2 separate regions of the Mus musculus genome follow, and region 2 is linked to region 1. A link is a contact called in ENCODE Hi-C or POLR2A ChIA-PET data. All regions are on one chromosome and are shown on one strand. The core of a region is the stretch at or near the end of the contact, and the rest is flanking DNA. Distances in the headings are between cores, read along the strand shown.

Region 1 (7,111 bases), core at 2,671-5,170:
TTCTGAGGAACCCCCAAAGCAACACAGAATGTGGGGGTTACAGGTGGGCCCTAGGTCCAAGTGTTTGTGAGAATCATGGCAAAGAACAGAGGCCTGGCCGACCTTCACACAGAGGCCTCTCTGCTGTGTGTGTGCCACATGGCTCACTGTAGTCCTTGAGACTCCACGACTACCTGCCAGGTTTCTGGCCCAGCATGCTCCTAATAGTTGGGACCTAACCCATACCTCTGCTGTCCAGCACCTCAAGTACCATGCCCACCCTCAAGACATCAAAGAAAGGGCTGCCCTAGCACACACCTCCATGGGCACATACAGTAAGTAGCTTTCTTTGCTGGGTTCTAATTCCTGGGCAAGCTGAGGGCTGCTGCAGGCAGCAGGGCCTGCCTTCCTTGAAGTATACCCTCTCAATGGGATGGGGGCATTTCTCAAAGTCTGACCACACTGGGCCTCTAAGGTGTTCAGGGAAGGTTAGGTTAATCATACACCCCCACACATCTGTAACATCTTGGTCCAGCCTTGAACAGCCTGATAATGTCCATGGGTTCTTCTCTCTTGGCCCACAGAACTTTGCAAGGGCTTCATGGGCCAGTCTGGTTTATATCACCTTCTCCTTTGAAAGCCATCACTTTATAGGCCAGGTATAAAGAACCCTTCCCTTTTTGAACTAAAGGGGGTCTCTTTGGATCCAGTGGACTGGCAGGAGACAGGGCATGGCGATGTAGGAGCCACAGCTTTGAGTTCTCGCACACAAACTAGATCAGGACCCATCCCCAGTCCACCCCACCCTGTGTTCTTCCCTAGTATCTTTCATCACCCCCTCCCCATCCCTACTAAACTATCACGATGCCAACTTTTGGGAAAGCTCTGGTGTATAGACCTAGGGGCCCTGGAGCCTTCAGTGCCCCACTGTGATCGCATGGAGAACTTCTGTGTGTACATGGGAGTTTACATTGTTCTAAACCCTGCAAGTGCCCATCAGGGTCTGGCTGGACAAAAACATGAGCGTCTGTTAGGGACAGACACTTGTTTCTCAAACTCCTGAGAAGCAGGTCAGTAGGTCCTGTGAAAGTTGTTCCCCTTCCTTGTAAGCAGCCAACAACTCTGTCAAGTGGTGGCAATATTTGGCTGACTCCTTCTTTGACACCCACCATATTCATTTGCCTTGGCGCTGAGCTACAAAAGTGTAAAAGAACAAGAAGACTACAAGTATGATTTTTGTTGGGCCTCTTTATTTAGAACCTGGCGGACGAGGAGCCCTGGGCAGTTGGTATGGGCAGTACAGGAACCATTTCGACTGTCTGGTCACCAAGTTTAAGAGCAATCTAATGAAGTGGGGGACACTGTAAGCTAACTGAAGATGAATGTGTGGGGGCTTTTACTCAACAACCATTCCCCTAGAGTCTAATATAAAAGTAGATTTACATTTGTGGGTAATCTGAAGCTGGTGATTTCTAGTGCCTTTGGTAATAATCAATAACCCAGCAGTTGCGTGGCAGAGGGATCCACGCATGGATAAATACAAATATTAAATTAGCATAATTTTTTAACTTTTTGTACAAATATACATGCTTTTTCCTTTTTCTCATCTTTTTCCTTCGTTCTACATTTTCTAGTTTCTCTTTTTGTTTTGCACTGAGAGCGAGTAGAGATTAAACATTTTACATAAATGATTTAAAGCTTTACACCTTGGGACCAGCGTACTCCTTGCACATGGTACAGAGTGTTCTCAATACATTGCACAGTTTTCAGATTTCCACAAAACCGTGGGCTGCTCTACGCAACCATCTCCGGTTCCTGCTACATGAACGAAAGGTCCCAGCCGAAGCCCAGAGTTCTTCCATCGTCCGCTGCCCAGATGCCCAGCAAGTTCTCTCTGGCCGTTAGCCTCTAAACTGTGGGAAGAGGGACTCAGGTGAGCAGGCATAGCGGGAACCCCCCGGGGGCGGCCCCTCCGCGACCCCCGTGGGGGACGCCAGACTCACCTAACTCATCTCAGACGTTTGCGCGGGGTCTGCTCCACCGCGCCCACCCCAGGAGCCACGTTTGGAGAGGGACACCCTGGAGGGACGTCGTTCGACGCCTTGTTCTCCTGCGCAGTTCTCTTGCGCTTGGCGAAGAAGTCTGCGGGCGACAACGCGCGTCGGTCAGGGCGGGGCCGGCCCAGAGACCCGCGAGGAGACCCGCGGAGTGCGCAGGGCGCGGGGCCGGGGTGGGGGCGCCATCCCCGCCCGCGCCGAGGTCCGCGGCGGGTCAGCTTTGTTTACGTCGCCGCGCAATGTGCTGTGTAAGCATTTCCCCTTGTCCCGCGGCCAAGCCCCCCGGGGCTGCCGCCGCACTTAACCCCCTCCATGCCGCACACACGGCTCCCTAAGGGGCTCCCGCGGCCCGAGCCAAAGACCGCGATCCGAGTGGGTCGCGGCCAGGCTCGCCCTCCCACTGCACGCTCGGGAGCCTTAGCTGCACCCCTACCAGTAGGAAAGGGGTGCGGGCGCAACCGCGCCCTAAGCGCCGCGGGCCCTTTAATGCCACGGGAGGAGGCGGGGACCGGGCGAGGCCCCCGAGGGCGAGGGAGAGCCCGGCCGGCCGGACAAAGCGAGGCCGGGCCGGGGCGGGGCCGTGCGGGGCTCACCGGAGATGAGAGGCCCCGACAGCTTCTTGATCGCACCGTTCGCATTGGCCGCAGCAGTCCCGGGTGCAGGACGTCCTGGAATCCCCGAGAGAGGCTGGTCCTTCAGCTCCTGGCCGCGCTGCTCTTGATTCTCGTCCTGCTCCTCGACCGGCTCCCCATTCTGCTCCTCGACCGGCTCCGCACCCTGCTCCTCGACCGGCTCCGCGCCCTGCTCCTCCTCCGGCTCCTCGTCCTTCTCCTCGACCGGCTCTGCGCCCTGCTCCTCGCCCTGCTCAGAGACCGGCTCAGTTCCCAGCTCATCACCCGGCTCAGCACCCGACTCCTCGCCCTGCTCAGAGACCTGCTCAGGGACCTGTTCCTCGCCGTCCCGAGTCGCCACGTCCGGGTTCGCGTCCGGGATCGGGTCCGGAGTCGGGTCGGAGGTCGCGACCAGGGTCACCTCCGGAATTGGGTCTGAGGTCAGATCTGAAGCCGGGGCCGGGGTCGCGGGTGGGGTGGGCTCCGCGACCACGGCCGAGGCTGGGGCGCTGGGCGGCTGCTCAGGCGCCTCCTCTAGGCCGTCGGGGGCCTCGCCAGCCGGCGGCCCAGAACGCGGGATGACAGCCACGGCCACCGGGGGTGGCCGGGGCCCCAGCTGCAGGCGACAGCGCCCCACCTGCACCGTCTCGCGGTAGAAGGCGGGCACAGACTCGCTGTCCACCTCCATCCACTGCAGACGACCAGGGCCTCGAAGAGGCACATCCTGCTGGAAGTTGAAGTCCCAGCGGTTCTGGTCCTCGGCGTTCAGCTCGGCCAGGCGCATCCGCAGCTCGCGGCCCAGCTCCTCGTGGTCTACAGGCCCGAAGAGGCTGCGGCAGGCGCTGCTACGCGCTATCACTGGGAAGGTATCGCTGGAGGCCAAGCGTTCCATCGCTGTTCTGCTGCGGAGGTACACGTCGGACATGCCCATGGTCGAAGGCTGTGCAAACGCGGGCAGCGAGAAAGAAGGGAACGGGAGGAGAAGGAAGAGGGGAGAGGAGGAGGGCGGAGGCTGGGCGTGGGTGAGACCCCTTGCACAGCCCGCGTCCGCCTCTGCCTAAGGACGCAGCGGCTACCTGGCTGATTGGTGATGGACGGCTCCTGCGTCTGGATCGCTTGTCCTGTCCAGCTTGGGCCGCGCCCCCTCGGAGCTTGCCTGCCTGTTCGCTTGCTCTCAGTCGGGCCTAGCCGGCACCCCTCGAGCACAGCGCACTCGGCCTGTGGAACGCCCAGCCCGCTGCGCCCCTTTATACGCGCTGGCCCCACCCCCGCGCGCGCGGGCCTCCTCACGATTAGCATAATGTAGTATTTTCAGTTTCAACAACACCGCGGCGATTGGAGGGTGCAGCCCGCCCCGCCCACAGAGGCCCTGCCCCCGCGCCACGCTCATTGGCTGCGCGCACACACCCCCGGGGCCGGGCGGGGCGGGTGACGGGCGGGCGCTGATTGGCGGCCGCACGGCGAGCGGGCTGCGCGGGACAAGGGGCGGGGCTCGAGTTAAAGAGCTCTGCGGGCGGTAACGTGACACCGCGACGCCCCTCCCCCTCGCCCCATCCCCCCCCCCGCCCCCCGCGGGCTCCTTTGTCTGCAGGCGGGGGCTCGCGCAGCCGCGACGCGCGCGCCCCCTCGGACCATGGAGCTGGGCACAGCCCCTCGGCGATGCCGACGTCGGTGAAGGTCCCTCGGTCCCCGCAGCCCGCGCTAGCCCTAGGACTGCACCAACTGATTAGGGCTTTAACCTACTACTACCAGCTGGGTCCTGGTCCTGGCAGTACCGTGGCTGGATCCACCCTCTACACCCAGGCCTAAGTATCTGCCTTCGAGGCATCTGCACACCTGCTGGCCCTAAGACCCTCTATCACGGAGTTAGAGACAGGGGTCACATCCATTCTTTTCCTGAGGAACAATACTGTAGAGATCTAAAAGATCTGTAGCCTGGTCTATAATAGGCCCACCTACCCGGGAGATGAGACACAAGTTGGGCCCATCCTAGCCTGTACCTACATCACTGATAGATGCCTAGGACCTTAGGTTTGGGTCAGGCCATATTCGACCCCCAGTTCTGCCTACCTTAGTTGGCTGGAAGTAGTTATGCTAGAAAAGAGAGAATGACCCCTCCTCCACAGCAGTGCCTCTTGGTGGGGCCCTGAATACTCACACAAACACACCCGACATGGCCTGACAGAGCCCCCCCCCCGCCCCCCGCCCCTGCTGCCTCCGCTACCGCCGCCAAAAGGAGTTCATTATTTAGGGCAGGGAGTCGAGAAGGTGACTCAGGCATGTGCCAGGAGCTGGCCCCCTCCCCCCGCCCTGGGGAACCAGGACTTCCGGACATACTTGAAAGGCCCTGCAGAGCCCCAAGCTCTCAGCTCCCAGCAGAGATGCCTGTGAGACTTTTGAGACAGAACCCTATTTACAGGGTTAGGTAAGTTGGGCCAACCCGGGAGTCAAGTCAAACCCTGAAGCCAGGGGCCAGACTGTCCTGGAACAGGTGAGAGACGGGGTTTGGAAGCTGCTCTGGTGGAGAGACCAGAGCCTGTGACCTGTAAGGATTTCTTTTTCTCGGTACACCATATTACAAATCTCTCAGGGCATTGGTATGTCACAGTAATTTTCTTGAGTAAAATAAAACTAATGAGGGCTTTCAAGGGGCCTCATGAACCCCTCATTCACTAAAAGCTAAAATCCACTAGCCCAGGGCAGGAAGGAGGCAGGGCTTTGTTCTGTCCCTGTGTCAAAGCCACATGGGCCTCTTCAGAGACCCTGGTCACAGGACCACACTCCACACTTATTTGTGACCACCTGGCCTCCAGGGTCTCCCCAACAGTCCAAATATCCAGGCTGCAGCTGTCGAGGCTAGAGAAGGTCCACCCTGCCCACAACCTAGGCCAAAGCTGCTGAGAGGACTGACTGAACGTGCTCCCTGGGGTGTGGAGCTACTGGGCCCTATTTGTTGGGAGAAGCAGTCTAGACAGCCAGATAGATCATCTGTGCTGCAGGCTGCCTCACTGGGCATCCCTACCCCAGGATGCTTGCATCACTTGCTTTCTCCTTTCATATTCCCGTTTCATCTGCTTGTTTGTCCGTCTCCACACAGGTTAAAGTGAGCCCTCCACAAGTCTGTAACGGTGAAGTTCCATCAATGCTAGCTAGCATCAACAGACCTGGTAAGCACACTGCTTCCAGAAGCAGGGTTAAGTTCCCCATCTAGCCCTCCAACCCAAGGGACCTGTAGGTAAGTAAACATTTGTCTGGCTACAAGAATCGTCTTCTATTTTTGACATTAAAAATACATCCAAAGGAAACAAGAACATTTTTTTTAACTGTGTTGCTGCGGAGAGTTGGGGGATGGAGCGCTGGTCTGGTGCCCTGGCTCATCAGACGCAAGTTTCCTGACTTCTTTCTTGTGTGGTGTGAAGGGGTATAAGCCGTGGGACCTCGACCTTGGACCTGGTTAGCAAATGAGTCTCTCCCGAAATCTTCCCCCATACCCTTGGGCAGAATGGGTACTTCACCTCTTGCCTCTCCCAGAGCTCCCAGAAAGACCACACATCCAAAGACCATTTCTGCCACCAATTGTTGGCGATATTTCTGTGTGCACCCAATTACATTACAGCCATAGGAGCTCTTTTTCTATGTGCCCACCTGACTGGCCGAATGAGGAACAGAATGAGGGCTGTGGCAAGACTCGGGCACAGCCACGCTGCCAGTGATTGGACTACGAGATAAAATTTGAAAGCTGGAGGTGACTCAGTGGTATGGCACTTGAGATACTTCTCAAGTATGAACGCTGGCTCTGGGTTCCATCCCCAGGGCCGAAAACAAACGAATGAATGAATAGATAGATAGATAAATAAATTTTGTGTCCTAAATCGCTAAAATCCACGGCGCAGTTACTGACTGAAGCTAAAACACAACAGTAGGCAGGCGGACACTTCAGCAGTCTGTTGCGAGGAGGAAACGGGCTGCCTATATTAAAACCTTGCTGTGGCTCCTAGGCGATTAAGGCCAGCTTAACCTACACCCTCCAGCTCTTCGAACCAACTCCGAGATTTGATTAGTGAATCGTAACACAGGAAGCCTATTGGCCCCAGCCCTCCTGCCTTTTCATTCTTAGAGGAGCCTGGAGCAGCTAAGTCAGTTTAGTTTCCCAGAACGTCCCCGGATCGCACTCACAACAACCCGCATAGCTGGTCAGCTACGGGGACTCCAAGCACCCCCAAGGAAGCCGGGTGTTCAGGGTCTTCCAGCCCCTGGCCAGAACAGAGTCCGAGTCTAGGAGGCCTGTCCTTGGCTTCATGCTGCCCCCTGGTGGCCGACTTGAACATCACCAGTTTCTTGGCTGCCTCATGCCTCCCTTTCTTGCCTGCGTGGATGGCTCTCCTGGTCATCCCCACCCCTGACCCAGAGCCCCAGGTTCTGGGGCCTTCCCGGAGTAACCAAGTGTAGAGTTGAGACTTGTCT
Region 2 (7,111 bases), core at 2,082-4,581, 41 kb after region 1:
TGCAGCTCATGGTGAACTTGCTTGTCCTATTGGTCCTTTGGAAGAAGCCATTGTCCCAGAAGGGAGAAAAAGCCCGGTGACCACAAAGCCCAGTGACTTGGCCCAGTCCGGCAATAAACTTAAGAACCTCTTCCTCTTAAAAGTTCTTTGGGCTTTGCCTAGATCTGTGGGTAGCAAGCCTGGCGGTCAAGGATGGAGCCAAGTGAGAGGGCTTTGTGGAGGAGGAACTACAGCTGGGCCCAAGGCTCTGTGTAGGGAGCACAGCCCCAGGTCATTAATCCAGGTCAGTTTAAAAGACTGGGGGCAGTTGTGCTAGTGCAAGCCGTTAATCTCAGAACTCAGGAGGCAGAGGCAGGCAGACCTCTGAGTTCAAGGTCAGCCTGGTCTGTATACTAACTTGTTAGTTCCAAGTCAGCTAGGGCTACATAGTGAGACCTTGTCTTTAAAAGGAAGAGGAGGAAGAAGAGGAGGAGGAGGAGGGGAATGAGGCTTGAGAGGGAGCTGTCAAAAACCAAGCATATAACCCCACCACCACCTTCCCCAGCTTTAAAGCTGCACCAGGGACACTGGCCTGGCCCATCAAGCCTGCTAAAGAGAGAGCCCAGGATAGCCAGGGCTACACAGAGAAATCCTGTCTTGAAAACAAACCAAAAAAAACAAAAACAAAAACAAAAACAAACAAAAAACAAGCAAACAAAACATGCACACACAATTAATAAAATGTATTAAAAACAAACAAACAAACAAACAAACAAACAAGCTGGGCTTAGTGGTGCACACCTTTAATCCCAGCACTCCAGAGGCAAAGGTAGGTGGATAGTTCTCTGAGTTTGAGGCCAGCCTGGTCTACAAAGTAAGTTCCAAGACAGCCAGGGCTACACAGAGAAATGCTGTCTCTAAAAAACAAAATCAAACAACAACAACAACAACAACAACAACAACAAACCCCCAATGACCTTAGAATCCTCAAACCTCAGAACTCCACAGTCCCTAAACCATGAGATCCATCTACTATCCACCTACCACCTCAGGACACAATGTCTGTTCATTTAAACCACACCAGCATCGGGGGTTCTTTTGATCACATAAAGATGTGGGGGAGAGGGCGTCCTTAGATGTCCTTAGATGGAATGGAAGGGTCCTGGGACCTGCTATCACTTCTGCTCTTAGAAAGCTCCTCCCTCATTTGCTCTAATAGACAATTCCTAAGAAAGAACAACGCTAGGATGAAGCCTTCCTTTCTAAGGAGAAAGTGTGGGGGGGTGTCCTCCCGGTGCTGGTTTCTAAGGCCAAGCTGGAAGTCATGTGGCACCCCCATCATCACCCCCATCTTCATGGCATTCCCATAGCCAGAGAGGCCCAGGAAGTATGATACCTGCTCGGTGTCTGTCACTCTGCCTTTTGGGGCTTGTCCTCCAATAAAACCTTGGAGGAAGAGATTTACTTCTGTCCTAGGCCCTACCACCTGGCTGGCTGCCTGCCCACCTGACACAGACTTTGAGCCCCTTAACAGGACCACAGCCAGGTGAGGAGCCAGAGTTGATACCTGGCAGGTGACCCAAGAAGTGGGGTAGAGGTAGGACAGATGTCTGGGGAGCTCTCAGGCTTCACACCAGGGCAACAACTCTGGGCCTCAATGCTCCATCATTAGAGACAGCCAGGCCTGCCTCCCGTCTGTGACAAAATGTGTACAGTGTGCTGTCCCTGTTCCTGGGCCCTGGACAGGAGGGCTGTCTCAAACCACTGTGGTCCAGTGATGGAGGTTGTCAATGAGTAAACAATCAATGGGCCTTTGAATTCACTGCTGGACACACGGTATGTGGGTGGGAGGGGACAATGAGGGCAGCCACCCTAGTGAACAGAGCAACCTCTCAGATGTCCAGGAGGTGCTAACTAGTGAGTGAACTCTGAGCAATCCCCGCCACCAGCAGTATCCTTTCAAGCCACACCCAGGAGCAAAAGGTGGCCAAACCACACCCAGACCTACTTCCTGACCTGGCAAGGCTCTGAGCCCCACTGGCAGATGACAGTTCATTCAAAGGCACTTTTTTTTTCCTTCAAGATTTATTTATTATATGTAAGTACACTGAAGCTGTCTTCAGACACACCAGAAGAGGGCATCCAATCTCACTACAGATGGTTGGTTATGAGCCACCATGTGGTTGCTGGGGTTTGAACTCAGGGCCTCTGGAAGAGCAGTCAGTGCTCTTAACCGCTGAGCCATTTCTCCAGCCCTCAAAGGCACTTTGAATGGTTCCCGGGATGTGGAGAGGGAATAACACCAGATAGGAGACCCTTTCACTCCCACCCTTCCACACATTCGCCCCAGCAGGAACTACACAGACCACACAGTTGTTAAAAAAAGAAAAGTGACATTGTTTATTTGGAATGAAAATATGGTATAAAAAATATTAACACGGAATGGTGGGTTGGAAGCAGGTAACCAATATAAATACGGTCCAATAAGTTAGCGCACCCGCACAGCGGGGCAAGGCTCAGCAAGCACGGGAATATCTTCGGTGAAGAGCAGCGGCGGCGTCACCCGGGGCATCCCCTGGGCTCCTGGGCTCCTGTCTGATGCGGCAGCGTGGGCTGGTTCCCGGCTCAACTGGTCCCGTGCGTTTCTGTAGGGAGAAGACTGAGTCAGGAGCTGCCCGGGTGCAGCTTTTAAGTCTCCAGGTGGGCCGAGCAGCTCCTGCCATGCGTTCCAGGTCCCCTCTCCAAAGGGTTTTCAAAGACGTAGGATTCCCCCCTCCCCCTCCCCGTGGCTTTTAAAATCGAAGTTTTCCCCACTGGGAGGCATGACCCCCATTCACTTTCCCCATGCCCCGTACTCCGACGCCGTGGACAAGTTTGTTACTCACCACGGACCCAGAGCGCTCTGCTCTCCCGGCTCGGAAGGCATTTCAGACTCAGAGCGCTGATACCGGTAGCGGGGAAAGTCTTGCAGCGCCCGACGGTTCTGGAAGTCGATCAGCGCCATGGTGATGGCCGCGTTCCAGCAGCTCTCCACCGTGCAGCGGAAGTCGATCTCCTTGTAATAGTTGGTGACGATGGTGAAGTACACGTACTTAGAGGTGTGCTCCACGCAGTCCACCTTGAGGATGGAGTGGAAAAACAGCTCCTTGGCGGGGCTGGTTTTCCCGGAGAAGAGGCGCAGGCGGTCGGCGGTGAGCACGCAGCGCTTCTTCTTCCATACCTGGAACAGGCTGTCGCTTCGCTTCTCCAGCTCGCCCTCGCAAAGGATCTCGTCGGAGGTCTTCACGGTTTTCGAAGACATCACGATTTTCGAAGCCATTTCGAAAGGTTGCACCAAATGCGCTCGCTCTGCTGCGGGCCGCGGCCGCGGCGTGGTCTTTATAAGGACTCCGCCCCGCAGCCCAGACACGCCCCGGAGTCGGGCACTCTCAATCCCAAGCAGGCTCTCGGAGCTGCCCCCCACCAACCGCCCCAGGCTGCCCCTTACCCATTGCTTGAAGCTACCGCTTATCGGAGGACGGAGGGTGGGGGGCGAGAACTGATTGGCGCCTCTCTGACGGGAGCCCCGAGCCTTCCCTCCAGCCCCAACGTCCCAGCTGCCAGGTGGAGTGACTTGTGGTCCCCTCCCCGCCCAGGCTCCGGCCCTGCCTGCAGAGGAATGCACCTCAGCGGTCCCTGCCCCTCGTGACTCACGGGCCGGGAAGACCTGGGAAGCGCCCGACCCCTAGACTGAACTACCGCGCTCAGAATCCCACTCACGGGGAGACCGAACACGCGGGTCGTGGACTCACGGGTTCTTTCCAAGCCCTGGCCACCGTCTCCTCCCACCTTGGGCGAGCATCCAAAGGCCACCCACTAGACTTTCTTGGGAAGTAGCCCTGCCCCAACAGGCTTTATCACCCAAGTTGCTCCCCAAAGTTGTACCTCGAAATTATCTCAGTTTCTTTTCCCTTCTGTAAAATGGGACAATGACCTTTTAGTAAGTTAGACAGTGAAGAAGTGGAGGAGGAACAGCACCCTGCAGTGCTCAGCCACGTGAAGAGAAAGGCCTGCCTCTTTCCCGTGTGCCCCAATCTAGGCTACAGACACCTCGGGCTGCGACTGTACAACCTCGACGTGCTGGAAACTCACGATGGGGGCGGGGGGGGGGGACGGGAGCTAGCAAAGCTAGCTTGGGGAATGAGGGGACCGACCTAAGGGCTAGGGGCGGCGGGGGCGGCGGGGGCGGCGGGGGCGGCGGGGGCGGCTGAGTCATCGCCTTTCAGTGCAAGATTTTATTTACCCTCTGCCTTTAAAGGTTTAATAGTAGTAGGAAGCAGACGCAGCTCCTCCAGGGTTCCCAGGGATGGGGGAGGGACTGGCCTAGGGACCCCAGGAGTCCCCTGCTATGGTGGGATGGGGGCAGGGGTGCTGGGGTGGGATGGAGGACAGAGGCGCTACAAGGAAACCCTCAGCCCCACCCCTTCCCCCTACCCCCACCCCTTCTCCCACCTCCACCCCTTCCCCCATCCCCACCGCCACCTCCACCCCTGGCTGTTGGAAAACCAGACACCATGCTTCTAGGTGGACTGGCTCCCAGTGAAAACACAGGTTCCTCCATTTAAACAATTGAGACAGCCTAAAACTCCAGTTCGGTGGCCTAGTGTTGTTCTAAGGCAGGTTTATACCACAATAAGGAGGCTGAGGCAGGAAGGACCAATCTAGCTCAGTCTGGGTTTTACAGTGAGCCCGAGAGTAACCAAAGCCGCAAAGCAAAAATGAAGTAAAGGGGCTGGAGAGGTGGCTCAGTTAAGAGTGCTTGCTGTTCTTGCAGAGGACCTAAGTTTGGTTCCTGCTCACAGTTGGGTAACGCACAACCATCCATCTGTAACTCCAGCTCCAGGGAGCTCTCTCCTGCTCTCCCCTCCCCTCCCCCCAGAACACACACACATAGGCAAAAATAAAAAGAAACTTGAGACTGGACCGATGGACTCCGGGGTTAAGAGTACTTGTTGATTTTTCAGAAGGCCTGGGTTGGGTTCCCAGTCCTCACAGGGTGGCTTACGGTTATTCATGGCCGGAAAGGAAGTCCTCTTCTGAGGTCCTCAGGCACACATGCGTACATTACATGCAGGTAAAGCACTCAAACACACACACACACACAAAATGTAAATATAAAACCACGAAAAGAGAGCTGGCAAGATGGTTCAATGGGTAAAGGCACATGTTTTCCACTGTAATGGATAGAGTGTAATTCCTGGTATCAACATGGTGGAAAGAGAGACCCTGAGTCCCTCAAATTGTTCCCTGATCTTTGCGCACATGTGACCGTGCAAACACACACACACACACACACACACACACACACACACGGGGGCGGGGGGAGCAAGAAAAATGTTGTTTAAAACATTTTAAATGAAGAAATGAACAAGGACATGCTGAACCCCCCCCCCCCGCGCTCTCACTGTGTGTTCCACAAGCACCCCCCCCACCCCCCCACTCCTGTTCCCAATACACACAGAGGCCTGACCTTCAGGGTCCCTTAGGAAAAATGAGCCTTGCAAGCTCTGCCCGGGGCCCTGAGGGTTGTGTGGAAGAGCAGAAGTGTCCAGGATACCTGTGGAAGAAGGGAGCAACAATACGGAGCCAGGCAGCCAGCCAGCCCCGCCTGCCTCAGACGATGAGAGCAGGCCAAAGAGTGGATGGGAGAGTGTTCTTGGAGCCCTTGGGTAAGATTGGTAGTAACTTCACACTGGAGGTATCCCAGGAACCTGACCAGAAAAACTCCTGGAGAAGGCCAGCTCTCCCTAGTGCCCCTTCCCAGGCTGCTTAGGCACATCATGGCCTGGGCTGCCCTTTCATGTGTTTCCAGGAGTGGAAGCCCAAGCCAAGAGGCCACTCTACAAAGAGGAGAGTTAGAAGGAATGGAGACTCTCTACAGCTGCCCTGGGCCCCCATTCCTCAACACCCTCTAACCGTTCTCCATGCTCTACAGCTCAGTGGAGCAGCCTGCGTGCTGGGGCGGCAGGAGGGAACCCCCGTAATAGATGGTAGCACGAGCATGGGGGCGGGGGGCACGGATCTGGTGCTTATGGGGATCTGGGAAGGGGCCCCAGAAGATCATGGGGAGGAAGGGCGGGGTTTGCTATCCAAGCACCAGGCACTGACCTAGCTTCCACCACCATCCCAGAGATACTCCTGCCTCCACCTGTATTACAGGTGTGCGGGACCATCCTGGTTTTTGCAGTTCAGACCAACTGCAGGCCTTGGACCGTGCTAGGCAAATGCTCTACTAATCGAGTTACAATGCCCAATACCCTCTTAATTTTTTTTACACTATTTATACTTGTCTCTGTATGTGCACATGTGTGCCTGTACCACAGGACATGGAGGGAAAGGGATGAATTTCAGGAGACTGTTCTCTCCTCCCCTTTGCATTCTGGGCACCAAATCAGATCATCAGGCTGTTACTTGTCTTTACTGGTTGAGCTGTGTTGCAGGTCCCACCCCCCAGTTCCTTTTATATAAAGTCTTAAAAAGCAAACAACAACAACAACAACTCTTTTTTTTTTTTTTGAAAGGTTTATTTATTTATTTATTATATGAAAGTACACTGTAGCTGTCCTCAGACACCCCAGAAGAGGGAGTCAGATCTCATTACGGATGGTTGTGAGCCACCATGTGGTTGCTGGGATTTGAACTCCTGACCTTCGGAAGAACAGTCGGGTGCTCTTACCCATTGAGCTATCTCACCAGCCCCCAACAACAACTCTTTTAAATTAAAGGCTGGAGAGATGGGTTAAGTGAACAGTCTGCTTTTGTAGAGGAGGGGGCGGGGTCAGTTCCCAACATCCACATGGCAGCTCACAGCCGGCTAACTCCAGTTCTAGGAGATCTAGCACCCTCTTCCGGCCTCCTCGGGCACTGCATGCATGTGGTGCACGGACGTCTATACAAGCAAGCATTCGTAAAATCAAAGAATCAAGTTTTTTTTTTTTTTTAAAAAGCTTTTAAATTTTATTTAATTAATTCGTTAATCGATTAGATGATGCTGGACATCAAATCCTGGGCCTTGAGTGCCAGGCAAGAGCTCTACCTACTGCTGAGATATATCTTGTGACCTGCTACTCTTTTCTGAAACGGTCTCCTGGAG

What was found. Hi-C counts contacts between places; a loop is a spot of excess contacts on that map. ChIA-PET counts read pairs that join two places held with the same protein, here RNA polymerase II (POLR2A).
Region 2: POLR2A ChIA-PET joins it to region 1 with 10 read pairs in embryonic stem cell. The contact joins the promoter of Phlda2 here to the promoter of Cdkn1c in region 1. A Hi-C loop is called at or near these places in 6 of 37 maps with a recorded cell type or tissue (T-helper 1 cell, gastrocnemius and heart). POLR2A ChIA-PET finds 5 or more read pairs at or near these places in 3 of 5 experiments (all embryonic stem cell).

The regions. Positions count from the first base shown.
Region 1 is chr7:143,457,130-143,464,240 of GRCm38, forward strand. Cdkn1c (cyclin-dependent kinase inhibitor 1C (P57)) reads right to left here and starts at 3,921. Exons shown (of 4, transcript NM_001161624.1): 1 at 3,724-3,921; 2 at 2,666-3,587; 3 at 1,983-2,121; 4 at 1,210-1,892. The coding sequence starts at 3,578. The coding sequence ends at 1,988. It overlaps Gm33663 (a long non-coding RNA gene), which reads right to left. Exons shown (of 3, transcript XR_378640.3): 3 at 6,206-7,111.
Region 2 is chr7:143,499,193-143,506,303 of GRCm38, forward strand. It overlaps Phlda2 (pleckstrin homology like domain, family A, member 2), which reads right to left and starts at 3,332. Exons shown (of 2, transcript NM_009434.2): 1 at 2,865-3,332; 2 at 2,356-2,624. The coding sequence starts at 3,298. The coding sequence ends at 2,624. It overlaps Slc22a18 (solute carrier family 22 (organic cation transporter), member 18), which reads left to right. Exons shown (of 11, transcript NM_008767.3): 11 at 1-142. The coding sequence ends at 80.